Regions from separate parts of the Homo sapiens genome. Here region 1 is linked to region 2. The links are chromatin loops, found by intact Hi-C in ENCODE. Cell type or tissue: Caco-2. All regions are shown on one strand. Links, peaks and the distances in the headings refer to the core of each region. The heading gives the core; the rest is flanking DNA. Region 1 overlaps LCLAT1 (lysocardiolipin acyltransferase 1). Region 2 overlaps LCLAT1 (lysocardiolipin acyltransferase 1).

Region 1 (13,475 bases), core at 4,168-12,167, 52 kb before region 2:
TTTGTAACTTCCATACAATTTTTCCCCTTTTACATTTTTACCAGTAGTGTAAGAGAGAGTTCCAGGTGTCCCATATCCTTGTCAGCATTAGGTGTTATCAGTCTTTCTAACTTCAGCTATTTTTGTGGCTTTGTTGTGGCAACTTACTGTTGTTTCAATTTTCATTTCTCTTAAGACTAGGGATTTTGATCCTCTTCTCCTTTGCTCATTGGCCATTCATATAGCTTGTTTTATGATGTTTCTAGTCATATCTTTTCTCCTTTATTTATGGGTTGTTTCTTCTCTAACTGTTGCTCTATAAGAGTTCTTCAAAAATTCTGGATATAGGCTCTTTATAGATAGGATTTTTGCAGTTTTTTACCCCAGACTGTGGTTTACCTTTCTACTTTTTTTAAACCTGTCTTTCAAAGAGCAAACTTTATCTTCATGAGGTCTTTTTAAACCATTTCTTCTTATTGTTCTTTCTTTGTCTGACCTTGTGTCACAAATATTTTCCCCTCCCAAGAAGTTTAATGGTCTTACTTCTTAACTTTATGTGTGACCCATTTTGATTCAGTTTTTATTGTGAGGCAGGGTCAATGATTATTTTTTTCCTATACAGCTTTCCAGTTTTCCATCAGCTTTTATTAAAAAGTCTACCCACTATCCACTCAACTAACTTAACACCTTTTTTGAAAATTATTTGTCCGGTAAGTGTTATTTCATCAATGTCACTCTGTCATGATACTGTAATTTTATAGCAAGAATTGAAATCAGCAGTTCTTTTAAATTTTTTTCAACTATTTGAGTATTTTTCCTCTCCATTAAAATTTTAAAATAAGTTTGGTAATTTCTTCAAAAATTCCTCAGGATTTTTATTGTGATTTCATTCAATCTAATTTCCCTTTGCAGTACTTGTAGTTTTTCATATAAAGGTCTTTCACAACTTGCATTTGATTTGTTTCTGAATATTTTTGATTGATGCTATTTTGGAGTTGTTTTAAGTTTTTACTTTCCAATTGTTTGCTGCCAGTTTATAGAAATGCAGTTGATTTTTGTATCCTGCAACTTTTCAAAATTCAACTATTCTACATGCTTTGTGGGTTCCATAGGGTTTCTTTATACATAATCACATTGCTTGTATGTAAATATTATTTTAATTTTAATATTCGACTTTTATGGCTTTTTTTTTTTTTTTTGCCTTATTGCGGTGGCTATTCTTTTAGTATAATGTTAAGTAGAAGTGTTGAGGGCAGACATCCTTGCCGTGTCCCTGATGTTAGGTAGAAAGCTTTGAGCCTTTCACTGTTGAGTATAATGCTAACTGTAGATTTTTCACAGATGCTCTTAATTAGGTTGAGGAGTTCCCTTCTATTCCTGATTTGCTGTGACTTTTATCATAAAACGGTGTCAAATTTGGTTTTAATGCTTTTTCTGTACCTCTTAGAATGATAAGATGAATTTTCTCCCTTGTTCTATTAATATGTTAAATTGCATTGGTTAATCTCTGATGGTAAACTAACCTTACATTTCTAGGATTATCTCCACTTAACCTTTTTAATGTATTTTTGGATTCAATATGCTAATAGCTTTAAAGGGTTTTTGTATCTGTGTTCAATAAGGATTTTGTTCTTTTTTCTTGTGAGATATTTATCTGTTTGTGACCTCATAAAATGAGATGGTCAGTGTTCTCTCCTTGCGTGTTTTCTGTTAAGAGTTTGTATAGGACTGATGTTATTTCCTCTTTAAATGATTAAAGGAATTCACCAGTGAAGCCATCTAAGCTTGGAGTTTTTTTTAGTGGGTGTCTTTTTAATTACAAACTCAATTTTTTGAGTTGATATTGAATTCTTTAGTTCATCTGTTTCTTGTAATTTTTCAAGAAATTGTGTTACCTAAGTTGTCAAACTGAGGCATCAAGTTGTTAATAATATTTTGTTAATTTTTTAATGCTTAAAGAGTCTGTGGTTAATCCCTTCTTTTATTTCTCACTTTTCTTGTTCAATCTGGCTGGAGTTTTGTCAGTTTTATTGAGTTTGCCCCTCTCCCCTAAAATAATCAGCTTTTGGTTTCATTGATTTCTTTCCCTCCCCTCATCAATCTGTGTTTTTAGTTTTACTGATTTCTATTCTTATCTTTATTATTTCCTAACTTTTATGTTCTTTGGGCTTAATTTGCTTTTTTTAAAATTTTTTAGTTTCTTAACATAGAAGCTTAAGCTATTGATCTAATACCATGTTCCTTTTTTAACACAGGTGTTTAGAACTACACATTTTCTTTCAGCACTGCTATAGTTGTGTGTTGTATTCACATATTTTTCTGTGGACTGCCTTTAGCCCGAGACTGAAAGCTTTGGAGAAGGGAACATACTCTTAGAGCTTTCCATCTCCCTTCCCACAAGTGAACATGAGCTCCCACCAGTCTGTCTGCTTCTGCTCCCTCTCTAGTACCTTCTGATGATTACCTTTATCTTATGTCCAAATTTTGTCATTGTTTTCTACAGGGATGATTTGACCGATAGGGTCTTAACTCCATCATGCTAGAAAATGGAAACTGCTTAAGGACTTTTTTTCCTTTTTAACTATTAAGAGAAAGATTCTTGAAGCATAGGATTTTAGAGTTGGCATATAATTAAGAGATTACTTAGTTTCTCTTTATGCAATACAGGAATCATCCCTGAGTCTTTCTTTCTTCAATTAGTTACCAAATCCTAGTTTTTCTCAAAATATAAAAATATTCTGTTTCCAGTTATGCTGTTAGTAGCTTCCAGGTTGCAGCTGAGCTCCTGATCACTTGGTCCTTTGGATTATCCTTTCCTTCCTTCAGTCCCATCCTTAAATACCCAGTAGGGCTAGAGTCCTTCTCAACTTCCCCTCTGTGTGTTACTTCTATCAGCTTTGAATACCTGATGTGTGTCCTGTGCCTAAGGGATTATTTTTGTTTATCCTGAGGCCCACTTTGGATATTGGTTTATGAAGGTGGATACACCCTCCTACCCCTTACCTTACAGAAATCCGTATTAGACTTAAGGTCCATAATCTTTTTCCTTCACTACTGAGTGTTTATTTCTCCTACTCTTTACTGCTGTAGTCATTTTTATCATTCCAAACCTGTCCTTCTGCAAGACAAGAGGAAAATTCATCTTGAGCCCCTATTTAAGTATTTCATTCTTAACTGTTCCATTTGTTTATTTTCTTTTCCTTCCTGAGTTATAAGCTACTTATAGAGTATCTTACCCATTGTAGGCTCTTAACTATTTGTAAGCTTGATAGGATTTCATGAAAATGCAAACTACTAATGGGAACAGATTTTGGACTGGAGAAAAAAAGATTTTAGAACCTCGAAAGCAAACAAATACAGAGTAATTTAAGCCAGGCATAAGTGTAAGCAGCAAACAAAACAGCATGTTTGCCAGTGAGAGTTAAAAAGGGAATTAAAGTTGGAGTTTGCAGGAGGAAATGATAGGAAAAAGAATGGCTGCATCGTAGTGGTCAACTATATACTGTTTGAGACTATACCAGTTTTACCTTGTTGACAATTTGATGTAATTTTAGGGAGTATTTAAGATTGCTATGCGCATTTTTTTTTCAAATAAATGTTTGCTTACCAGATGTTTAGAATATAATTATCTGGTCTATTTAATTCTTGTGCAACTGACTAAAGGAAAACACTGTATCTGTAGTGCCAGGTTGGGAAATGGCTGAGAGTTTAGAATAGAAAGTTCTTTTCTTAAAGTATAAAAGCAATAGACCTATGTAACAGGGTAGGAAATAAATCATTAAAAGTATTTAGATTTCAGGTCAAGTTATAAAGAGTTTTGTTAAATTAACTAAACTGTTTAGAATTTATTAAGATATACAGAATAGATTTTAAGAAAAAATGTTTCATAGAGTTCAACTGTCTCTGATGGTGGTGCATATGTAGATTTTTACTTTTAGCCAATTTTATGACCACTTAACTAGTGAAATGAAATATTAAACTTAAAACAGTCATAAAAAGTCCATTTGCCTAGTGATTTTGTGCCAGGAAATGCATGTGCCAACTGTACGTACCCAACTCATGGCTTCTTGGTTTCTCTGGATCATTAATCACTGTAGAGTGAGAAAAGAGTTTGAGCCTTTTAGAAAGCATGAAAAGGAGAGTAATATTAAAGAGATAGTGATTTAAAACCTGTCCAAGTCATGGATGAAGCCAGAAATTTTCCTGATATGACCTCATGATTTCATATTAAATTGTTATATAATTCTGGAATTCTAAAGCATTACATTCTGCAATGTAGTGTAGTGGTGAAAACTAGGAAAGGCCCACATTGTGATATATCTAGATTATTCAGAGTGAGATCAGAGAGAAGCCAGCAGGAACAGCATGGCCTCTGATGAATGCTTTCATCCATTCTCAGTTTTTCAAGACATACGAAGACTGTTATTGGATATGTAGAAGTTCCTGTAGTGGGCTGCTTTCACAGGATAATGGAAACTGGATAGGAAGCTGTTCAGAAGTTCAGCCTCCCAGAATATAAACTGCCAAAATATTAAATAATTTTTTTAGTCAAATCTGATGAAATGATTAGAATTTTATTTTACATGCTGTTGGTATTTTTACATATGAATTTTTCTTTTTAGAGATCATGAATAAAAACAACTCAGTTACAATGTGTTGTTTACCTTTTTAGTACACTATAGGAACATGATTATAATGCATGCTGCTGTTAACATGAAAGTGGTTCAATACAGTGATATGGGAATTGGAAAGACTCATGTGGTCAGATTTTCAGTTTGATCTGTAGTTTATTGATGTATTTATAAACATTACAATAAATTTGTGTAAATAAATGTGCCATTGCTAACACAGTTTTAAGAATTACTAAATTTACTGAAGTCACCTTAATTTTATTTACTATCACATGTTAGCCACAAAGAATAGATGTCTGTTTGACATATTTAAAATCTATAATGCCTAACTTTACCTCCTGTGAGAAGGAAAACTCCCCCTTTCTTACCCAGCTTCCTCCTACTTAAAACAGACATTCACTAAAATTAGAACAAAGTCATGAATATTTTTGACTCTATCCAGTTTGGTGGGTTCTTTTTTTAATTCAACACAATTTCATGCTGCCCTCCTGCTCATAACAAGAATAAGATGAATGGATTCATCTTATTGATGAATGTATTAAGATGAATAGATTCATCTTATTGGCGATTTTGTGCCAGGAAACTCACATGCTAGTTGTCCCTTCCCAAATTAAGCCCCCACAGGACTCAGTAACACTCCACTCCTGCCAGTTCCTTTAGTGCAATCATAGGCATTAGTTTTGCTACCTACAGTAGGTAAAGGTGCCTTATTACCCAAAAGTAACAACAGCTTGAGCCTTCCTGGAATGAATCTCTGCAGCTAGTGTGTTTGAAGCTCCACCTGTGACTCTTTCTTCAAAGGGGGCTTCTAGTCAAGGATTCCTAGCTACTTATTAACTATGCTATAGCTATTACTGTCACAGCAAACTTTCTGATGTCCTGGCCTTCTTTATTATATTGATAAGATTATGGTATCCTATTAAATAATCATATAAAGCTTCACAACAGCCTTCTTCCTCTGTGTTATTCCACATATTACTTAATAACTAAAGGTCAGAAGTAGTATTTTACTAATCTTAACAGTGAACCACTGTGATGCACACATCCTATGACAGAGAATGAAAATACCAGATACTGGCTTTCTCAGCCTCCTGTCAGCAGGGATGGTTGTTTGAGCCAGTCTAACCAAAGGGTCTTATGGGAGTCTGTTGGAGTCTCTGGGAAAGATACTCCTCCTTAATAAGATGAAAGAAGTCAATGAAGGTCCAGTGCCACTCTTTTCTGCTTGTGGACAGTATTGTGTTAGCACATGAGGCTTGGAACTTTTGCAGGCATTCCCTCAAAGAGGGGGAGGTCCTCAGACATCAGGAGGATGGCATAGTAGAGTGGGAGATCCTGGCTCCTGAACTAGCGTTGGGGCCAGACTTTATTTTACGTGAGAAGCGTAAACCCAAATTGTTTATATGACTTTTAGATTGGTATTCTGTTATTTATAGCCAAAAGCATCCTGATGTAACTTGCTTTCCCCTATTTCACCAAGCCATAAGAAATGTATCCATTGTTTGATTTACTCGTTCAGTAAATTTTATTAATGCTAGTCATGAATGAAAATTTTTATGAAAACCATCAAATAAAGTAGAATATGTTAAACATATTTTAGTTCTGTTGCCTGGAAGACACACATACATCTCTGCTTGTTTTTAGATATATAACAGATTATTTCATTTTAGCAATTCTATTGGTATTTGAAACATAAAGTTTTGGTAATTGTTGATTTTGTAGTTTTGGTTGCCAGCATTGCTTGGCCGAGATGAGTTTTGATGCATGGCCGGGAGGGTGGTAAGTAGTGGGGATATACGTTTGTTGACGAAAAGAATCGAACTCTGTAAAATATTTGAAGAGATTTATTCTGAGCCAAATGTGATTGACCATGGCCTGTAACACAGCCCTCAAGAAGTCCTGAGAACATGTGCCCAAAGTGGTCGGGGTACAGCTTGGGTTTATATATTTTAGGGAGCCACGGGACATCAATCAAATACATTTAAGAAATACATTGGTTTGGTTCAGAAAGGTGGGACAACTTAAAGCAGGGGCTTCCAGGCTATAGGTAAATTTAAACATTTACTGGTTTACAATTGGCCGAGTTTATGTGAAGACCTGGGATTAATGGAAAGGATTGTTTAGGTTAAGGTAAAGGATTGCGGAGACCAGGTTTTTTTGTGCAGAGGAATCTCTCAGATAGCAAACTTCAGAGAGAGAGCAGGTTGTAAAATGTTTCTTATCAGATTTAAAAGGGTGTCTGGCTCTTAGCTGATTATCTCCTAGATCTGGAAAGAAAGGAAGGAAAATAAAGGGATAAGGGGATTATCTATATAATGTGGATTTTTCCCACAAAAAACTTTACAAGGCAATTTCAAAGTATGGCAAGGTAATATATTTTGGGGTAAAACATTTTGATTTTTTCCCTTGTTATGCCTGAGTAAGACTGGAAAGTAAGTCACAATATACAGGGTTAAACAAAGCTCATGTGATGAGAATTTATGGTTTGTAGGGCATGACTCCCTAGATCCCTTAGAAAGGAATTTGGGCAAGATAAAAAATTAGAGCTTAGCCTTTACTTTCTTCCATTGGGAAGAAAAGAAAGGTTCAATTCATTTAAATCATCTGCCAGGCAGTTTTACCAGGATTACCTTTCTTTCTAGAATGACATTGAGAACTAAGTAATTTTTTAGGATGGCATTGAAATCTAAATAACTTAAATGAAGCTTTTGTTTTGAATGTGTTATCTGACTTCTGAACAGAGCTGAAGCCCTGAGCTGTGTGAAGTTGACAGTTTCTTTGGCCAGGAGAAATGGCTGGGGGCTTTAAGGTTATCTAATCAATCACTTACTGACATTAATGCAATTGGTTACCTAAATTGGATATCCTGTTGATGTGTACTATTTCTAATACCTCAGCAAATTTACATTGCGTTAGGCTGCTAGATATCCCAGATGTGAGCTAGGAAGCGAATTTCACCTCTAGTACTTTTAGTACCCTTAGGTCTGCTGAAAATTGAGGAATTCCTTTGCTTAAATTAATAATTACATTCTAAAATTATCTAAAAGATATGCTTTTATAATGGTAACTTCAGTAGAAAGAAATTCAGAATTTGGAGGGAGCTTTAGGGTTTTGAATCTGCTTTGTATTTGGTGGAAAAGCACAAATGAAATAAATCACATAATAATCAGTTTTGAACCAACTTTGAAATGGCACTTTGCAATAATAATAGAAAAGATATGCAAGATGAACCCTCTGTATCTCATAGTTGGTAACTTTAATAGATAATTTGACTTCCATGCCTTCAGTTGTTCTTTGTCTTGGGGCTAAGTATCTGTAAATTGTGCAGGTATTTTAAAAGAGAAAGGCAACATTGTAAGACCTGGGGGAAAATGAATTAGCTGTTGTATTTATTATATATGTCATTTAAAAAATATGGCTTTTCTCCATTTATTTCATATAACAAATCTTACAGAAAATATTTTCCTTATGCTTGAAGTCAGATGTTTCTGAGTGTTACACTGTTGTGTAATGAATACCAGGCAGGGACATATTATGTAGCCAAGAATTAAAAATGTTCTTCCACAATGAAAATAATGTCAAAACTATATCTTTAGAAATGCTGTTACTGATAATCTTCAATTATTACAACCAAGTAATATGGTATAGTAAGCGAATTCCAAGTAAGATTATTTAGGCCTTGATTTTGAATGGAAAATGGCCATTATTTGTGTATTTTTTTAGTCAAACACAAGTTTGCATCAACAAATAGATGTTCTGAAGTAAACTTTTTATATGGAATCATTTTAGATTTATTGAAAATTTGTAATAACAGTACAGAGAATTTTCCTATCTTTTTCACCCAGCTTCTCTGATGTTAACATCTTATATGGTATATCTGTTGAAACAAGAGGTTAATTTTGGTGCAATACTATTAACAATGGACTTTATTCAGACTTCACCAATTTTTCCACTAATGTCCTTTTGTGGTTCTAGGATCCAACTGAGAATACCACCTTGCTTTTTAGTCATTGTATCTTCCTAGTCTTCCTTCATTTTGTGATAGTCTTTTCTTGCTTTTCATGGTGCCTTTGAAAAGTACTGGTTGGACATTTTGTAGAATGTTCCTCAGTTTGGGTTTGTCTGATGTTTTCTTGTGATTAGACTAGAGCTGTAGGCTTGGGGGAAGAATACTGTAGAGGTGGAGTACCCTTCTCATGTCAGAGGTTCATGATATCAACATGGCTTATCACTGGTGATGTTAATCTTAATCACTTAGTTAAGGTGGTATCTGTCAGGTTTCTTTACTGCAAAGATGCTGTTTTCCCCTTTACATTTACATACTCAATCCACTAAGCACAGCCCACACTCAAAGGCTGGCTGTTGGGGGAAAGGAATGAAGCTCTACTTCCTGGAGTGCAGACTATTTATATATATTATTCATACTTCTGTGGAAAATATTTGCCCCTACTCCCCATTTATTTAATTAGTAATTTAATAATATCAATATGGACTCATTGATATTTATTTTAATTTTTAGATTATAATCTGGTACTATCATTATTTTGCTGCTGAAAGTAATGGCCAGCTTTGGCCATTGGGAGTTTTCTTTTCTTGAGACAGGGTCTTGCTCTGTCATCCAGGTTGGTGTGCGGTGGTGCGTTCACAGCTCACTGCATCCTTGACCTCCTGGGCTCAAGCAATCCTTCCGCCTCAGCCTCCTTAATAGCTGGGACTATAGGTACATGCCACCTTGCCTGGCTAATTTAAAATAAATTTTAAAAGACAACAACTTTTTTTTTTGTAGAGAAGTGGTGGGTATCGCTACATTGCCCAGGTTGGTCTTGAACTCCTGGGCTCACGCCAACCTCCTGCCTTGGCTTCCCAAAGTGCTGAGATTATAGGCATGAGCCACTGCGCCTAGCCTGGGAGTGCCTGAAGGTTGGCTCTTATGTCCTTTTGACATACTACCATCTTTTTTCTTTTAACCACTTATTTTTTTGGCACTTTAAATTCTCCAGGTTCATCTTGTATTTTTCCTTGCCCCATCCCTAGACTCAGCATTTCGCTAAGGAGCCCTAGATCCCTTTTTTTTATGAAGAATGATGTGAGAAACTAAAATCTAGGCACTTACTATGCTCTGTATGAGTTTTCCATTGCAGCTTATACTACAAATATAGAGTGGTTTAAAGGACACAAATTTATTATATAACAGTTTTAGAGGTTTGATGTGGGTTCTACTGGGCTGAAATCAAGGCATTGGCAGGACTGGTTTCTTTCTGTAGGATTGCTACGGGATCTGTTTCCTAGCCTTTTCTAGCTTCTAATGGATGCCTACATTCCTTGGCTTGTGGCCCCTTCTTCTGGCTTCAAAGCCAGCATTGGCTGGTTGAGTCCTTCTCACATCAGTACTAAGTCATCTTGTGCCTCCCTCTTCCACTTAAAAAAAATTTATTTTTAATTTTCATAGGTACATAGTAGGTATATATTTATGGGGTTTCTCTCCCACCTTTAATGACACTTATGATTACATTGGGCCCACTAGAATAATCTAGGCTAATCTCACTACCTTAAATTCGTCTGATTAGCAATCTTAATTCCCCTTTGCTGTATAACACAGTGCCTTCACAGTTCCAGGAATTAAGATGTGGACATCTTTTGGGGGATGATTATTCTGCCTACCATATGTTAATTGCTACTGGGATGTCTTTGATTATAGGTCCTCTCAGTGTGCAAAGCTAGGAATGTACTTAGGAATCAGTTTTGCAACAGGAAGAAATATCTCAGATAATAGCTCATTTAGAAAATTGGTCAAATTTCCAATCTCATATAATATGAAAGATGAGTTTGGTCTCTCTCATGTTAACATGAACCCCAAAATTGTAACATGACCAAGAAGCCTCATTGTCAAGCAAGAATTTTTACTGTCTGCATGTGTATATGATTATGTTTGTGGAGTCTAGTGAAATTTGTAGTACAAGTGGTTTCTCCATTTTTCTCCACTTTTTGGTGTGTCAAGTTTGAAATTATATTTAGAATTAAGTTTGTTAGAGTATTATGTAATTATTACTTGCTCATATTTTATACTTTGATTTCTATCTTGTATTTTCAGCACAGTCACATTTGAAACCTAATGATACAGGCATACTACAACAGGATTGTTGCTGCAAAAATGTCATAAAATTACCTGTCATCAGAGTTTTTAAAAGCCTTCGTGGAAATTAATCATCTTAGAAGAGGGATGTGGAGAGCATTACCCAGTTTGTAATGTGAGTTCAGAAAAGATAGATCTTCCTTAACTTTATCTATCCAGCATTTAGCACCCTAATAAAAGTTGAAATTCTGAAAAGTATAACTACTTGTTACTTAACTCCCTGATTTATTTGTATAACTACTATTAATTATGGACAGATCCATACTCAGTAAATACAGTATTTTCTTATGATCTTTGTGATAAAAGTTTATATAAAATTTGCATCTGTTCCTATTGTTCATTCTCATTTAATAGAGGCCTATGGGTAGCATTTCTGTGGTTGCATCCACATCGTTTATTCAGGATTGAAAATAATGTCGAAGGAGCAGTTGTCTGTCTTTCTTCCGCCCTGCTTTTTCTTCTGGTGTCATATTCATAGTGCCATAGTAGATGCCATATTGAGTTACTACAAGGACAGCAGTGATAAATTTTACCCTATTGTTGAGATTGAGTTATTAGAGCATTAGGTGAGTAGTGCTGATGTTTTCATTACTCAGTTAACTATATTCATCTACACTGAAATGAAAAAAAAAAGTTGTGAAAAGGCTTACTTTTTATTAAGAATGCATAATGCCAAAATACACATTCAAGTAAATGGTTATTTTTTTCTCCCCCTAGGCAACGCTAAAACTTGGTAAAAGGGAATGTAAGTCAAAACTAGGTTCTAAAATGATGAGATAGGTTTGGACAATAGAGTATGCCGAGGGATTATTTACAACTGCTTTGAGAAGGCGATGCTGATAACGTAAATGAGGTTTTAGAAAGAAGATGGTGGTAGTGGAGCTATGCCAGTATATATAGATTCTATCTTTATAAACCTGCCAGACTCCCAGCCCTCGTCTGAGAAATTCAGGTTAAAGACAGAATATCCTGCAGTGGAAAAGTATGAAAAAGACAAATTGCCGGGCGCGGTGGCTCACGCCTGTAATCCCAGCACTTTGGGAGGCCGAGGCGGGTGGATCATGAGGTCAGGAGATCGAGACCATCCTGGCTAACAAGGTGAAACCCCGTCTCTACTAAAAATACAAAAAATTAGCCGGGCGCGGTGGTGGGCGCCTGTAGTCCCAGCTACTCGGGAGGCTGAGGCAGGAGAATGGCGTGAACCCGGGAAGCGGAGCTTGCAGTGAGCCGAGATTGCGCCACTGCAGTCCGCAGTCCGGCCTGGGCGACAGAGCGAGACTCCGTCTCAAAAAAAAAAAAGACAAATTATATATGCTGATTTTAAAGATACAGGTTGCGCTATCATTAGCTCATAGAAATATGAAATAAATGTCATAAAAATGTGTTTTTTGAGGATCTTAACATTAAGAAAAATCTGAGTAACACTTTAAACATGGATACAATTTGCATTGATGACAATCAAATGGAAAAAAACCCAAACCCCTTGCCAGGTATTCCTGTGATTTTTTTATCGGGAAAAAAAGAGAAAAACATTTAAGCTAAAAGAAGTAAAAAAGATTTAGAAACATTGGCTTGGAGTTTCTAGAAGATATGTAACAAAATATTAGAAAAGTTTTATAGCAAAACCTCATGGATATTGCTACCACTTCCATCCCACATGGGGAGCAAGAGGTATTCTCACTTGCAATGCAGAAATACATTCGACCTGTCAGTATTGTTCAGTCTAGAACATCCTTTACAAATATGAGACTCTGCAGGATTAGTAAACATTTAAGGAAAATGTTAAACAGTATCTAGTACTAAAAAATGGAAAATCTAATCTCTGACAAATAAATAATTCTCTAAGGAGAATATAAACTATGTGTAATTAATACCTGTGGAAAGATTCAAGTATCTATGCAGAGAGGTTGTTTAGTACCGTGATTTAAAAATATCAAGTCTGGTGTCAGACTGCCTGTGTTTAAAATCTGGTTTTACCACTTACCATGTCTTTAGCCCTCATGTCTCTCAGTTTCCTCATCCATAAAATAGGGATAATAATTTTACTTAATTCATAAGGTTGTCTTGAGAATTAATTGAATTAATGAAAAATGCTTGGAACAATATTGGACATATAGTAAGCACACAGTAAACCTTTTTATTATAATTACACAATTTGTTCCTAAAAATGGCTGCTATGAAAAAGACCATTTGCAAATCTTGAAGATTAAGAATATGATTTTTGAAATAAACTAAATTAGTAGAACAGGTGTAGCTGACAAATTAGTTAGATGATCAAGCCAAGGGATTATCCTTAAAGTTGTCAAATGGCAAAAGAAATGAAAAGTATGAGAGGAGAGATCCAGAAGTTTTAACATCTAACAGAACTTCCAGCTGAAAATATGAATGAAGAGAAAAAAATATATATTTTCTTAAACAGAAGGAATGTTTTCTATATTAAAGAAAGATTCAAATATTGGAAGAGTTTATCAACTGCTGAGCAGAATTAATGAAAAAAGTTCCATACCTAGACTAACACTGATGAATTTCTATAAAACTATGGGTGAAGAGAAAATTATAAAAGCTTCCAGAGGAAAGAAATAAATTATCCGATTAGGAAAACTTAGTTATCTGTACAAATTTGTATAGCTAGATTTCTTACTAGCCATATTCAATGATAGAAAACTATAGAAAATAGCTTTGATATTCTCAGTGGAAAATGATTTGGAACCGCAAAATGCTGTTTTTAGCCA
Region 2 (16,740 bases), core at 3,940-11,939:
GCATTCCACCTCGAGCAACAGAGAGAGATCCTGTCTCAAAAAAAAAAAAAAAAGACATGTAAAATTCTAATTCTAAAATTTTATCATTCCACTGACTCCCCAATTCATTTTATTCCACCTATACACTAAAAAAATTACATAAGAAATGTAATATAGGTTTTATGTTTTAATAAAGTTTTCATAGTTTCACACTTGTTTTTAGGGCCTGGAAACTCAGAGATGTGCTAGGAGCCTTTTCTTTTTCATTATAAGCTTTATTGTGCTATTTGACCTTTTAATCTATGTTATTTTTAGTCTATATGTTATTCTAATAAAAATTTTAAAAAATCAAGTTTCATAAACTTGTTCCTGACAGAATACATGTGTTTCTCCATATTCAATCCTACTGATTCATATAGTTTTTTCCGATACTTTAATGGGAAAATTTTCAAACGTATAGCAAAGTTCAAAGAGGCTTACAGCGAACACCCATACACCCACCACCTAGAGTCTCCTCCAAGCATTTATTCTACTTCCTTTATCAAGTATCTGCTTCTGTTAGAGAATTGATTAGATGAGTGTGATCCTTGATTAGAGGTCTTTTATGAATTCCTTCTTTTTTGGTTTGTTTTCTTAATTTGCATCAAGTTTTATTGCTGTTTCATTTAGCTCTGCGTGACTAAGATTCCTTTAATTGTGTGTATGTGCATGTGTATGTGTGTATACACACATCTTCACAACCAAAGTTTCCAGGTGTTTACACCAAAGTGGCCAGTTACCACTATTGGATTAACTATTATGTGGGAGGGTCTCTTATATCTCAGCACAATGTATAAAATTGTAATCTTTTTTTCTGTTCTCCTCTCAGGAGTTCCAGGTTAATTTAAATGAAACAATGCATAATTAATACTTCTCTAGGAAACAACAACCAAGCAGATTTTATTGGATATTTTTTAAGGCATCTACAAAGTTTATGCTACATTTGAATCTTGCTGTATAACCCTCAAATATTTTACTCAAGTATAAAATAAGCATTATTTTAATATATACCTATATTTTCCCAATAAATCATATGCCTAAAGCCTATCCCATTCAGTTATTCTGGTCTCCAGAAATAATTGCCTGTTGACTTTATTGGTTTTGTCTTTACCTCTTTTCCTTCTCATTTATGTTTTTTAAACATTAATTTTAATCATAGCCTTTTTGTGAATAAGAGATTTATTATGTATCCTTTATTCGTTGAAACTTGAATCAGTTTTCCCTGTGTTGTCTGGTTCATACCCATTTCTTATCACTGAAACTCTCCAGTCTCTTACCTCTTTTCTTTCTAGGGACTGCTCTGTAATATGTTATTACTGGTTTAAAGCAGCCCTCCTGACCACTATCCTTTGTGGGGGTTTTTTTTTCCCCCATTCCACGTCTGTCTCTTAGGTCTGCCCTCTTTTTGATTTTTATAGTGGACCCAGACGTTTTCTTCTCTTAGGCTTTAGTAATTCATTCAGATCACTAATGTCTTGAGTGTAATTATGTGCCAAGCATTATTGAGCTATCAAGATGCCTCCACCATATTCCTATTCTGCTCAACTTGGATTCTTAGTGCCTCCTGAACACATTATGGCCATTCCCAACCAGAACCTGTGCCCTGGTTTGCAATGCCTTTCTCACCCATTCCTCCCTGTTTCATTCTTAACCAGTATCCTTCAGCACCTAGCTGCTTTGAGCTTTTGCTGAACTTAATGGGTACATTGAAAATGTGAAGTTTCTTTATATCAAGGTAATTTTATTTTAAGTTCCAGGGTACATGTGCAGGGTATGCAGGTTTGTTACATAGGAAAATGTGTGCCATGGTGGTTTGCTGCACCTATCAACCCATCACCTAAGTATTAAGCCCAGCATGCATTAGCTGTATTTCCTGATGCTTTCCCCCACTCCCACCCACGGCAGGCCCCAGTGTGTGTTCTGTGTTGTTCCCCTAACTATGTCCATATGTTCTCGTTGTTCACCTCCCACTTACAAGTGAGAACATGTAGTGTTTTCTGTTCCCGGGTTAGTTTGTTGAGGATAATGGCTTCCAGCTGTATCCATGTCCCTGCAAAGGACATGATCTCACTCCTGTTGATGACAACATAGTATTCCATGGTGTATATGTACCACATTTTCTTTAGTCTGTCATTGATGGGAATTTAGGCTGATTCTGTGTCTTTGCTATTGTGACTAGTGCTGCAGTAAATACATGCGTGCATGTATCTTTCTTTATAATAGAATGATTTATGTTCCATTGGGTATATACCGAGTAGTGGGATTGCTGGGTCAAATGGCATTTCTGATTCTAGGTCTTTGAGGAATCGCCACACTGCCTTCCACAGTGGTTGAACTAATTTACATTCCCACCAACAATGTAAAAGCATTCCTCTCGCTCCACAGCCTTGCCAGCATCTGTTGTTTCATGACTTTTAAATAATTGCCATTTGGACTGGTGTGAGATGGTATCTCATTGTGGTTTTGATTTGCATTTCTCTGATGATCAGTGATGTTGAGCTTTTTTTCATAAGTTTATTAGCCATATAAATGTCTTCTTTTGAGAAGAGTCTGTTCATGTCCCTTGCCCACTTTTTTAATGGGGTTGTTTTTTTTTTCTTGTAAATTTGTTTAAGTTTCTTGTTGACTCTGAGTATTAGACCTTTGTCAGATGGATAGATTGCAAAAATTTTCTCCCTTTCTGTAGAATGTCTGTTTGCTCTGATGATAGTTTCTTTTCCTGTGCTGAAGCCCTTTAGTTTAATCAGATCCCATTTGTCAATTTTTGCTTTGGTTGCAATTGCTTTTGTCATCTTCATCATGAAATCTTTGCCCATGCTTATGTCCTGAATGGTATTGCCTAGATTTTTTTCTAGGGTTTTTATAGTTTTGGGTTTTTCATTTAAGTCTTTAATCCATCTTGAGTTAATTTTTGCATAAGGTGTAAGGAAGGGGTCCAGTTTCAGTTTTCTGCATATGGCTAGCCAGTTCTCCCAGCACCATTTATTAAATAGGGAATCCTTTCCCCATTGCTTGTTTTTGTCAGGTTTGTCAAAGATCAGATGGCTGTAGTTGCACGGACTTATTTCTGAGTTCTCTATTCTGTTCCATTGGTCTATGTGTCTGTTTTTGTAACAGTACCATGCTATTTTGGTTACTGTAGCCCTGTAGTATAGTTTGAAGTCAGGTAATGTGATGCCTCCAGCTGTGTTCTTTTTGCTTAAGATTGTCTTGGCTATATGGGCTTTTTGTTGGTTCCATATGAATTTTAAAAGAGTTTTTTCTAATTCTATGAAGAATGTCAACGGCAGTTTAATGGGAATAGCATTGAATCTGTAAATTGCTTTGGGCAGTATGGCCAATTTCACGATATTGATTCTTCCAATCCATGAGCATGGAGTGTTTTTCCATTTGTTTGTGTCCTCTCTGATTTCCTTGAGCAGTGATTTGTAGTTCTCCTTGAAGTGATCCTTTACTTCCCTCGCTAGCTGTATTCCTAGGTATTTTATTCTCTTTGTATCAGTTGTGAATGGGAATTCATTTATGATTTGGCTCTCTGCTTGTCTATTGTTGGTGTATAGGAATGCTTGTGACTTTTGCACATTGATTTTGCATCCTGAGACTTTGCTGAAGTTGCTTATCAGCTTAAGAAGCTTTTGGGCTGAGGCAGTGGGATTTTCTAGATACAGGATCATGTCATCTGCAAACAAAGACAATTTGGCTTCCTCTCTTCCTATGTAGATACCCTTTGTTTCTTTCTCTTGCTTGATTGCCTTGGCCAGAACTTCCATTACTAGGCTGAATAGGAGTGGTGAGAGAGGGCATCCTTGTTTATGCTGGTTTTTCAAGGGGAATGCTTCCAGCTTTTGCCCATTCAGTGTAATCCTGGCTGTGAGTTTGTCATAAACAGCTATTATTAATATTTTGAGGTACGTTCCTTCAGTGTCTAGTTTATTGAGAGTTTTGAACATGAAGGAATGTTGAATTTTATCACAGGCCTTTTCTGTATCTATTGAGATAACTATTTGTCCTTAGTTCTGTTTATGTGATGAATTACATTTGTTGATTTGCATTATGTTGAACCAGCCTTGCATCCCAGGGATGAAGCCAACTTGATCATGGTGTATAAGTTTTTTGATAGGCTGCTGGTTTCAGTTTGCCAGTATTTTATTGAGGATTTCTGCATCGATATTCATCAGGGATATTGGCCTGAAGTTTTCTTTTTTTGATATATCTCTGCCAGGTTTTGGTATCAGGATAATACTGACCTCATAAAATGAGTTAGGGAGGGGTCCCTCCTTTTCGTTTGTTTGGAATAGTTTTGGAAGAAATGGTACCAGCTCCTTTTTGTATCTCTGGTAGAATTCGGCTGTAAATCTGTCTGGTCCTGGGCTTTTTTTGGTTGGTAGGTTATTTATTACTGCCTCAATTTCAGAACTCGTTATTGGTCTATTCAGGCATTCAACTTCTTCCTGGTTCAGTCTTGGGAGGGTGTATGTGTCCAAGAATTTATCCATTTCTTCTAGATTTTCTTTTTTTTTTTTTTTATTTGCAGAGGTGTTTATAGTATTCTCTGATGGTCGTTTGTATTTCAGTGGGGTCAGTGGTGATATCCCCTTATCATTTTGTATTGCGTCTATTTGATTCTTCTCTTTTTTCTTCTTGATTAGTCTAGCTAGCAGTCTATTTTATTAACTTTTTCAAAAAACCAGCTTGTGGATTCATTGATTTGTTTTTATTTTTGAAGTGTTTTTCATATCTCTGTGTCCTTCACTTCTGCTCTGATCTTGGCTATTTCTTGTCTTCTGCTAGCTTTGGAGTGTGTTTGCTCTTGGTTCTCTAGTTCTTTTAGTTGTGATGTTAGGATGTCAATTTGAGATCTTTCTAGCTTAGTGTGGGCATTTAGTGCTATAAATTTCCCTCTTAACACTGCTTTAGCTGTGTTCGAGATTCCAGTACATTATCTCTTTGTTCTTATTGATTTCAAAGAACTTCTTGATTTCTGCCTTAATTTCATTATTTACCTAGGAGTCATTCAGGAGCAAGTTGTTCAATTTCCATGTAGTTGTATGATTTTGAGTGAGTTTCTTTTTTTTTTTCTTTTCTTTTTTGTTTGAGATAGATAGAGTCTCACTCTGGGTCCAGGCTAGAGTGCAGTGGCGTGATCTCGGCTCACTGCAACCTCCGCCTCCCGGTTCAAGTTATTCTCCTGCCTCAGCCTCCCAAGTAGCTGGGAATACAGACATGCACCAGCATGCCAGGCTAATTTTTGTATTTTTAGTAGAGATGGGGTTTCACCATGTTCGCCAGGCTGGTCTCAAACTCCTGACCTCAAGTGATCCGCCCACCTCAGCCTCCTAAAGTGCTGGGATTCCGGACATGAGCCACTGCACCCGGCCTTTGAGTTTCATTAATCTGAGTTCTAATTAATTTGATTGTGCTGTGGTCTGAGAGACTGTTATGATTTCAGTACTTTTGCACTTGCTGAGGAGTGTTTTACTTCCAATTATGTGGTCTATTTTAGAGCAAGTGCCATGTGGCGCTGAGAAGAATGTATATTCTGTTGTTTTGTGGTGGAGAGTTCTGTAGATATCTATCAGATCCACTTGATCTAGAGCTGAATTCAAGTCCTAAATATCTTTGTTAATTTTCTGTCTTGATCTGTCAGGGGTGTTAAAGTCTCCCACTATTACTGTGTTGAGAGTCCCTTTGTAGGTCTCTAAGACCTTGTTTTATGAAACTAGGTGCTCCTGTATTGAGTGCATATATAGGATAGTTAGCTCTGCTTGTTAAATTGAACCCTTTATCATTATATAATGCCCTTCTTTGTCTTTTTTGATCTTTGTTGGTTTAAAGTCTGTTTTGTCAGCAAGTAGTACTACAAGCCCTGCTTTTTTCTGTTTTCCATTTGCTTGGTAAATTTTCCTCCATCCCTTTATTTTGAGCCTATGTATGTCTTTGCATGTGAGATGGGTCTTGTCTTTTTATCTAGCTTGCCATTTTGTGTCTTTTAATTGGGGCATTTAACCCATTTACATTTAAGGTAATATGTTTGAATTCGACCCTGTCATCATAATGCTGGCTGGTTATTTTGCAGACTTGTCAATGTAGTTGTTTCACAGTGTCATTGGTCTGTGTACTTCAGTGTGTTTTTGTAGTGGTTGGTAACGGTTCTTCCCTTCCATGTTTAGTGCTTCCTTCAGGAGTTCTTGCAAGGCAGGCCTGGTTGTGACAGATTACCTCAGCATCTGCTTGTCTGTAAAGGATTTTATTTCTCCTTTGCTTATGAAGCTTAAGTTTGGTCTAGAAGAAAAGAAAAAGAAAGAAACTCACTCAAAACCATACAACTACATGGAAATTGAACAACTAACTTGCTCCTGAATGACTCCTGGGTAAATAATGAAATTAAGGCAGAAATCAAGAAGTTCTTTGAAGTCAATAAGAACAAAGAGATAATGTACTAGAATCTTGAACACAGCTAAAGCAGTGTTAAGAGGGAAATTTATAGCACTAAATGCTCACATTAAGCTAGAAAGATCTCAAATTGACATCCTAACATCACAACTAAAAGAACTAGAGAACCAAGAGCAAACAAACTCCAAAGCTAGCAGAAGACAAGAAATAGCCAAGATCAGAGTTGAAGTGAAAGACACAGAGATATGAAAAACAAACACTTCAAAAATAAAAACAAATTGGGTTGGAAATTCTTTTCTTTAAGAATGTTGAATACTGACCCCAAGTCTCTTCTGGCTTGTAGGGTTTCCACTGAGAATCTGATGGCCTTCCCCTTAGTAGGTGGCCTGGCCTCTCTTTCTGGCTGCCCTTATCATTTTTTCCTTCATTTTGACCTTTGAGAATCTGATGATTATGTGTCTTGGTCTATGATGTACTTCTCATGGAGTATCTTACTGGGGTTCTTGGGTTTCCTGAGATTTGAATGTTGGCCCGTCTTCCTAGGTCAGGGAAGTTCTCCTGGATTATATCTTGAAATACGTTTTCCAACTTGGTTCCATTCTCCCTGTCTCTTTCAGGTGTCTTAGTCAGTCATAGGGTTGGTCTTTTTATATAATCCCATAGTTCTTGGAGGTTTTGTTCATTTCTTTTAATTCTTTTTTCTCTAATCTTAAATGCCTGTCTTATTTCAGCAACATAGTCTTCAAGCTCTGAGATCCTTTCCTCCGTTTGATCTATTCAGTTATTGATACTTGTGGTTGCATTGTGAAGTTTGTGTGTTGTGCTTTTCAGCTCCATCAGATCATTTATGTTCATCTCTAAACTGGTTATTCTGGTTAACAGCTCCTGTAATATTTTATCATGGTTCTTAGCTTCTTTGCATTGGTTTAGAACGTACTCCTTTAACTCAGTGAAGTTCATTATTACCCATAGTAACAAGGTGATATTTATAACAAGGGTTTCAAATAATCTGTATAGTTTTGCAAAAGAGCTCCTGAATTTTGGGATTCTAAATTTGAATACTGTATGTTATTACTTTTCTACATGCCAAGAGCTGTTGTAATATTTCTAGGCCATTTTTCAACACTAAGTAAGTTGCTTTGTAAGTGAACATAATTATTAAAGTGGTAAAACAACGAAGCAGAACACTAACTTCACACTTCAGTGTATTATTTATTTTGGTTAAGGACCAATAAGACCAAGATTGTGGGTTATAATCCCATGTGGGCCAGTTGATATCCCACCAACAAATACTTTCAGTATTCACATGAATATGACTAATTTAGTACAGACTCATGGTCAGCAGTGCAAGCTTCAGATCCCAAGATTAATAGATGCACTTTAAAACAATATGTTTTAATGAAAGCACTTTTTTGGCAGGTTTACTTTCTTTAATGCAATGCCAGAGATACACCAACAAAGTGACATAAATGTTGTATATAAGTTCTCCATAAATAGTATAATTTAATTGGCATGTCATATATATCTATAGATAGATATATTTATCTACAACAAAACAAGGATCCTATAGATATCTATCTATAGATATATATATCTATAGATATATATATAATGTTAAACTATAAAAACTTCAAAACAGTCCAATAAAGAAGTAGTATAAAATTGAGAACAAATCACATTTGGGGCCAGCTCCAACAGTGGGCTGCCTAGATATGATGAGGGGAAGAGGCATTTGACAGACTTTCCTTTTGTTAGGTAGGAGACTTGGTTGTTTTTCATCCAGCTTCTTTCTCAATAGGATTTCAGGTGGCAGGCAATAGTTAGATTTAATCAAATAGACAAATGGATGAAAGACCTGTAGGGCTTTCATTGGCAAATAATGGGGTGATAAGTGTGTTTGAGAAAGATGCTGCTTGTAGCTGTGTTAACAGTGTAGCAGATAGATTGCTGAGCTTTTAAAACCAGACATTTTCTGCACTGTGTATCTTACTAGATCTTTCCAGCAAATTGGAAGATGCATACTGGGAGGAGTTATAGTTCACTCCTTCTGCACCAGAATACCAGATCCAAAGTATTTTAACTCTAAGAGTTATAGAGAACTTTGAGAAATTTTCAGGAAGCCAGCCTTTGGTAAAATGGCTACAACGTGAATTTTGTTTCGGTGGTCCCCACCTTACCCTTTCAGTAACTGCCATCATTGACTGAGATCCTGCTGTTGTTTGGCCATCTTAGACTTCTGCCTAGACACACCTGCACTGGGAATTGTTTTGTACTCTGTCCCATCCAAAATCATCACTTCTCTGTCTCATTTCTTTCAAGTTTTTCACAAACAGATTAATCAGTTCCTTCCTAATGACTTTTTTTCTTCCTCTCTATATATTATGCACATTTAATATCAGCTTTTATTTTAATGGTGTGAAATAAAGGAGTGTTTCTAATGGTGTAAAGTTTAAGCATCATGACCATTTACTCTGACAGCAGGTTGATCCTGGAGTGCTACTCTTCACACTAGCTCAGTATTAGCTCAGCCCTGGCTTCCCATCCCTGTCTTTTGGTTGAATACATATACATTTAGACAAAGATAAGAAGATGTCTAGAAATGGGGATTGTACAACTTTCTTCCAGGAACAGCGGAACAGTAATTTACAGCATGGATTTGAGAACTGGAAAGAATTGAGTTAGAATCATAATTCCATGTCTTATTAGCTGTGTGACCTAGGGTGGTATATTTAACATCCCCTTGGTAAATGAGGATAATAAAGCTTTACCTAACATTCTTATTGTGCTGCTTCAGTGAAATAATATATCTAAGAAATTTAGCATCAATATATAATGCAACATATGTAAGAAATTTAAAATATGTGTGGCACAGTATCTGGCACAGAATAAACATTCAGAGAATTAATAAACATTCAGAGAATTGTTTTCTCTTTGCCACAGAGAATAAATTAGCAAGAAATTATTCAATGAATAATTTTAGAATTTTAAAAAAACCTAGCGTGTCTAGAGATACAATACAGTGAACGAAAAAGACAGATCATAATCATCATTAAATTTCAGACCAGCAACAAAGCAAGGATCCTAAAAGCTTCCAAAGAGATCAAAACTTAGAATGCTGTCACATTGTCCAAGGCAACACTGGTAGAAAAAGTGGAGGAAACCTTCAATTTTTGCTTTTTTTTTTTTGAAGGAAAATGGTTTCCAACTGGAGAATTCTGAGCATACTCAAATTCTCAATCAAATGAGAGGACAGAATAGGCATTTTCAAACATTCAAGATCTCCTTTGCACCTTTCTTGGGGAACTGTTGAAGGATGTATTGTAACAAAAGAGTAAACTAAAAAGGGTGATAGAGAATTTAGGAAACAAGGAAAACAACATATGAATAGAATCTCCAGGATTATTATGTTGAAGGAGGATCCAAGGATGACAGCTGTGCAACATGCATGTAAGATTATAGTCCTGATCAGAGTAGGGACATGAAGGGTTCCAGGAAGAATGGCCCCAAGATGATGAAAGCAATAGATCATCTGACATATTTGAATGTATGGGAAGGAGATTTGTACTTCTAGCAGAGAGTATGGGGATAAATTAGTGACAGGTCTCTAGAAAATTAAGCAAAGAGAAAAATAAGGTAATTATTAACCAGGGAAAAATGATTTGTGGAATAAGAAATGTAATTGCTACTACATAATTATACTGTGAATATTTACCTGGCTGTATAATATAAACACTAAATATTGAACTTACCAAGAATTATGATATAACTATATTTGGACCATGGAAGAACAGAGTAAGCACATGTCCCCAAGTGCCTTTAGATTAGGGCACAACTAACTCTGGCCAGAGAGCAGATGTAATGAGTGTCATTTTGGGGCTACAACAGTGTGACCCTTCAGCCCCCTCTTCCCATGCTTCAGCAACTTGCAAGGGACAGGGATAATTGGAATGCATCCAGTAGCCTGGAAATCTCTTCTATGTTCTTTAGGACTGTGACTTCTTAGCTTAGAGAAAAGACGACTAAGAGAAGATTTGACAGCTGTCTAGCTGTCTAGCTGTCTTTTAATCAGCATTGGTAAGCGTTTTCTGTAGAGGGCCAGGTAGTAAATATTTTAGGCTGTGCAGGCCATATGGTCGCTTTCCAAACTACTTAATTCTGTTGTACTGCAAATAAATGAATGAGTATGTGTTCCAATAAAACTTTATTTATGGACATTGAAATTTAAATTTCATAGGACTTTCAGGTGTGTAAAATAAAATTATACTTTCGCTTTTTTTCCCTGGCCATTAAAAAAATGTAAAAATCCAGTGAGCCGAGATCGTGCCACTGCACTCCAGCTTGGCGACAGAGTGAGACTCCGTCTCAAAAAAAAAAAAAAAAAAAAAAAGTAAACATCATTCGTAGCTCTCAGGTTGTACAAACACAGGTGGAATGGGTCCATGGGCTGTACTTTGCTTACCCGTGCTTTAATATTTGAAGGATTGTTATCCACAGAAGTTAAAAGCATCATACTGTTTGTTTTTAGAGGACAAACTAAGGAGTGGGAGTCCCAGAGGGATAAACTTCAGCCTCAAATTTCCTTGGGTAATAAGAGCATTTCTACAAATTAGAGCTGCCTGCCAGGAAAAAGGCTGCCTCAAGGCATCTGTGTCCTTGCCGCCCCCACACACAGGTGGGAGGTTGCACTAGATGACCTCTGTGCTCCCTTTTAATGGTTACATTACATGGACCTGTAACACAGTTAACATGGGTCATTCTGATAAAACCATTGTAGTGTTTTCCAAAGTACAGTAACTTCCCACCAGTTTTAGGACAGTGCTTTAGAAAAAAGACCAAAATGTTTGTGTGTATTGCCTTAACTATTGTAAATTAAGCATTTATAGTGCGGAGATTTACAGAGACTACTTGCTAACCTAAACGTGTTTGCACACAGCCGTATTTTCTAATTTAAATTCAATCATAATATCCAAACAGCCCTTGCTTAGACCAGCTAAAGGTATAAACTTCATTTTCATCTCATTAGGCCACCTGGAAGCTGCAATCAGTGAGTAGTCTTGACGTCAGTAGTCTGTCTGCTTCATTAAAATGTTAATTTCATGGCTTTAATTCCCTTTGTAGAATGTACCAATGCAGGACACTGTATGCAGATTTATTCTAAAGCAGACCAATTTACATATTGTTTTTAGTTTATTCAGACTTTCTCTTTGTATTGCTGTTAAGAACTGCTTTAGTGTTTAAGAAAGTGTTCAAACATTTAGATATGTAAGGCAATTTCAGCCTAAAATGAATTTTAAAAGAATTCTGAGAAAGCTTAATTTCTTCATCAGTGACATAATTCTCACTAAGAGTGAAATATACATTTCCTCTCCTACAACTCTGAAGCTGCACCTTTAAAGAAAGAAAGGTATAATAGCAGTTTTAGCAAATGATCAGGATGAATCTAGCACCTAATAGAGAAATGGATGAGCAAATCTTTTATGTCAGTGGTCCCCAACCTTTTTGGCACCAGGCACTGGTTTTGTGGAAGACCATTTGTCCACGGCTCGGGGAGGGAGTGGGGGGATGGTTTCGGAATGAAACTGTTCCACCTCAGATCATCAGGCATTAGTTAGATTCTCATAAGGAGCGCGCAACCTAGATCCCTCACTTGCACAGTTCACAGGAGGGTTCTTGCTACCATGAGAATCTAATGCTCCCCACTCCCCACTCTGTTGATCAGGCAGGAGGCAGAGCGAGGGAAGTAAAGGACCACTTCAAGGAGAACTACAAATCACTGCTCAAGGAAATCAGAGAGGACACAAACAAATGGAAAAACACTCCATGCTCATGGATTGGAAGAATCAATATCGTGAAATTGGCCATACTGCCCAAAGCAATTTACAGATTCAATGCTATTCCCATTAAACTGCCGTTGACATTCTTCATAGAATTAGAAAAAACTCTTAAAATTCATATGGAACCAACAAAAAGCCCATATAGCCAAGACAATCTTAAGCAAAAAGAACACAGCTGGAGGCATCACATTACCTGACTTCAAACTATACTACAGGGCTACAGTAACCAAAATAGCATGGTACTGTTACAAAAACAGACACATAGACCAATGGAACAGAATAGAGAACTCAGAAATAAGTCCGTGCAACTACAGCCATCTGATCTTTGACAAACCTGACAAAAACAAGCAATGGGGAAAGGATTCCCTATTTAATAAATGGTGCTGGGAGAACTGGCTAGCCATATGCAGAAAACTGAAACTGGACCCCTTCCTTACACCTTATGCAAAAATTAACTCAAGATGGATTAAAGACTTAAATGAAAAACCCAAAACTATAAAAACCCTAGAAAAAAATCTAGGCAATACCATTCAGGACATAAGCATGGGCAAAGATTTCATGATGAAGATGACAAAAGCAATTGCAACCAAAGCAAAAATTGACAAATGGGATCTGATTAAACTAAAGGGCTTCTGCACAGGAAAAGAAACTATCATCAGAGCAAACAGACATTCTACAGAAAGGGAGAAAATTTTTGCAATCTATCCATCTGACAAAGGTCTAATATTCAGAGTCAACAAGAAACTAAAACAAATTTACAAGAAAAAACAACCCCATTAAAAAAGTGGGCAAGGGACATGAACAGACACTTCTCAAAAGAAGACATTTATATGGCTAATAAACTTATGAAAAAAAGCTCAACATCACTGATCATCAGAGAAATGCAAATCAAAACCACAATGAGATACCATCTCACACCAGTCCAAATGGCAATTATTTAAAAGTCATGAAACAACAGATGCTGGCAAGGCTGTGGAGCGAGAGGAATGCTTTTACATTGTTGGTGGGAATGTATATTAGTTCAACCATTGTGTAGCTGGGACTACAGGCGTCCACTACCACGCCCGGCTAATTTTTTTGTATTTTTAGTAGAGACAGGGTTTCACCATGTTAGCCAGGATGGTCTCGATCTCCTGACCTCATGATCCACCCGCCTCAGCTTCCCAAAGTGCTGGGATTACAGGCATGAGCCACCGCGCCCAGCCAAGGAAATATCTTTATAGATGTCTTCTTGTGTACCTGTGTAAGAATTCCTTTGGGATATACAGTCATGCAACACATAATGACGTTCTAGTTAGTGGCAAACCACATATATGATGGCAGTCTCATAAGATCATAATGGAGCTAGAAAATTCCTATCACCTGGTGACATCATCACATGTTTGTGATGATGCTGATGTAAACCACTATGCTACCAGTTGTGTAAAACAGTAGCACATAAAATTATATACCGTAATGATAATGACTATGTTACTGATTTACATAGTTACTGTACTATACTTTTTATTGTTACTTGAGTGTATTCCTTCTGCTTATAGTAAAAGCAGTAAAACAGCCCCAGGCAGGTCCTTCAGGAGGTATTCCAGAAGAAGGCATTGCTGTCATAGGACATGACAGCTCCATGCTTGTTATTACCTCTGAAGACCTTGCAGTGAGACAAGATGTGGAGGTGAAGACAGTGATATTGATGATCCTGACCCTGTGTAGGCCTAGGCTGTGTGTGTGTGTGTGTGTGTGTGTGTGTGTGTGTGTGTGTGTGTGTGTGTGTGTCTTAATTTTTAACAGTTTTTTTTAAAAAAGTTTTTATAATTAAAGGTTATGGAATCAGGATAGAAAGAAAGTCTTTTTGTACAACTTTACAATAGGTTTGTGTTTTAAGCGAAGTGTTATAAAAGAGTCAAGTTTTAAACATTTAGAAGTTTACTCACACCTGTAATCCCAGCACTTTGGGAACCCGAGGCAGGTGGATCACCTGAGGTCGGGAGTTCAAGACTAGCCTGGCCAACAAGTTGAAACCTTGTCTCTTCTAAAAATACAAATATTAGCTGGGCGTGGTGGCAGGTGCCTCTATTCCCATCTACTTGGGAGGCTGAGGCAGGAGAATAGCTTGAACCTGGGAGGCGGATGTTGCTTGCACTCCAGCCTGGGTGACAGAGTGAGACTCCATCTCAAAAAAAAAAAAAAATTTATAAGTTTAGAGTAAAAAAGTTACAGTAAGCTAAGGTTAATTTATTATTGATGAAAGTTTTTTAATAAATTTAGTGTAGCCTAAGTGTACAGTGTTTATTAAAGTCTACAGTAGTGTACAGTGGTGTCCTAGGCCTTCACATTCACTCACCCTCACTCACTGACTCACCCAGAGCAACTTCCAGTCCTGCAGACTCCATTCATGGTAAGTGCCCTGTAGAGGTATACTATTTTTTATCTTTTATACTGTATTTTTACCATACCTTTTCTATGTTTAGACACACAAATACTTAGCATTATGTTACAATTGCCAACAATATTCAGTACAGTAACATGCTGTACAGGTTTGTAGCCTAGGAGCAACAGGCCATACCATATAGCCTAGGTGGGTCATAGACTATATACTGTCTAGGTTTGTGTGAGTATGCTCTATGATGTTCCCATGACAAAAAAATTGCCTAAAGACACATCTCTCAGAACATATCCCCGTCAAGTGACACATAGTTGTATGTCCAAGAGTAGAACTGCTGAGTCATAGGGTTTGGTAACCTTAATTTGACCAGCCCCAAATTATACTACATAATAGATACTCCCCTCTAAACACCCACTGGCAATGCACAAGGGTGCCTGTTTCCTCTCATTCCTGTGAACACTTGGTATTATCCAGCTTTCTACTCTTTGCCAGTCAAATAGGTATATTTTAATTTGGTTTTGTCTGATTACAAAGGATTTTCACATGCCTGATATTTTCTGGGTTTCCTCATCTATTCATTGCCTGTTTATATCTTGTCTGTGTTTCTATTGGGATTACTATAGTGACTTGTTAATTCGCACTAGTTCTTATGTTCTAGATATAATCCCTTGTTGAATTTTAGACATTGCAGGTATGTTCTATTTTATTACATATTCATTGAACAGAAATTCCTGGTGTAATCAAATTAAGAAGTTTTTATCTTACGACCTATGCTCTTGAAGTCTGGTTTTTAAAAACCTTTCTTGTTACTTGGTCTCCATTTTCTTTTGTTAATTGTATAATTATGTTTTACATTTCAGCTTTATCCATCTGGAGTCCCTTACATGTGTTGTTTGGTGTGAGGATCTGGTTTTATTTTTCTCCAACAGTGTGTACTTAATCTGTTATTCTCCATTGATTTGTGATGTTACCTTTATCATATATTAAGTCCCCATATATTCATGAGAATGGCTTTGAACTCTATTCTGATACTTGTTTTTCCACAACCACTTGATTCTTTTAGAATGTATTTTCCATAGTGAAGACCCAGTTTCTTCTAAATCTCAAGGAACTAGTTTATGCATGTGTTATACCAGGATAGCCTTTTTGTGTGCATAACTGTTTAGGCATTTCAGCCCACAGTGATCCTGTCCTCCTTTGAACTCATAGTGTTCATTCTCTACTACACTCACCTCACTTCTCTTAAAATTTTCTATTAACTTGTATTCGTTTCCTGTGTTATTACTTAACTTTTCACATATTTATATGTTGTACTTCAACTAGATTATAAACTTCTAAAAGGCAAGGATTGCTTCCATGTCTTTAAATCTCCCATGGTAGCTGTAGCTAGCACAGGACTTAAAATCATTATCATAAGCATGATTTAGTGAGCAATTATTAAACTCTTTATTGATACTTTTGATGTGATGAATGCATGTCTTAACATAATTTTAAGCACATAAAGGCAATGACCGATTTTTGAAGGATATAGGACAAATATGCAGTTTCTACATGTACAAATTGAACATAGCCATACCCCCTGCATTTTTCTAATAACTAGACTTTGTCACATATTACTTCCTCTATTTCTTAAAAGGTTTTAGTTTACTAATTTTTTCGTTCCTTCTTTAGTAATTGCATTTTTTTTTTTAGGTTTCCTTAATAAACCCTGTGAAAAGCAATGTGCTAAATAAATTATATGCAGGGCAAAGCAATACATTATAATTAGGCATTCCATTATTGAATTGATGCCTCTGGCTTCTCATGGTCTCTGTCTAATCCTGAAACAAATTCTTTTTGTGGACAAATATTAGCCTATAATAATTATTCATCTAAGCTAACGCTTTTCATTAAATCTCCTTCTGATTAAGATAGCTCCATAAGTACAGACTGATTTAATTTAACATGATTTATCCACTTGTGTATCAAGGTCTGGTGGAAATTGTTTTTAACACCAGAGGATTGTGAATATTAAGATCATCTTTATATTAACAGATCTCTCAGGTATTTAAGACCTTGTTGTTTGAATAGTTATATAAGCCTAGGTCTGATGTCACTCTGCTAAATTCAAGAGTA

Evidence for each region. Hi-C counts contacts between places; a loop is a spot of excess contacts. Peaks named below come from ENCODE experiments on the same cell type or tissue, not always from the same donor. Only the 100,000 strongest peaks of a DNase experiment are listed, where the experiment ranks them.
Region 1: a loop joins it to region 2, with 8 times the contacts of the local background. A loop is called at or near these places in 2 of 110 quality-filtered maps.

The regions. Positions count from the first base shown.
Region 1 is chr2:30,541,792-30,555,266 of GRCh38, forward strand. All of the region lies in intron 3 of LCLAT1 (lysocardiolipin acyltransferase 1), which reads left to right. Among named protein-coding and RNA genes, the nearest start is that of LCLAT1, 100 kb to the left of the region's middle. In Caco-2, for the core only: no CTCF peak of the experiment used is centred there; a DNase peak (open chromatin) is centred at 7,380.
Region 2 is chr2:30,593,886-30,610,625 of GRCh38, forward strand. The region is part of intron 5 of LCLAT1 (lysocardiolipin acyltransferase 1); the gene reads left to right. Among named protein-coding and RNA genes, the nearest start is that of LCLAT1, 160 kb to the left of the region's middle. In Caco-2, for the core only: no CTCF peak of the experiment used is centred there; no DNase peak of the experiment used is centred there.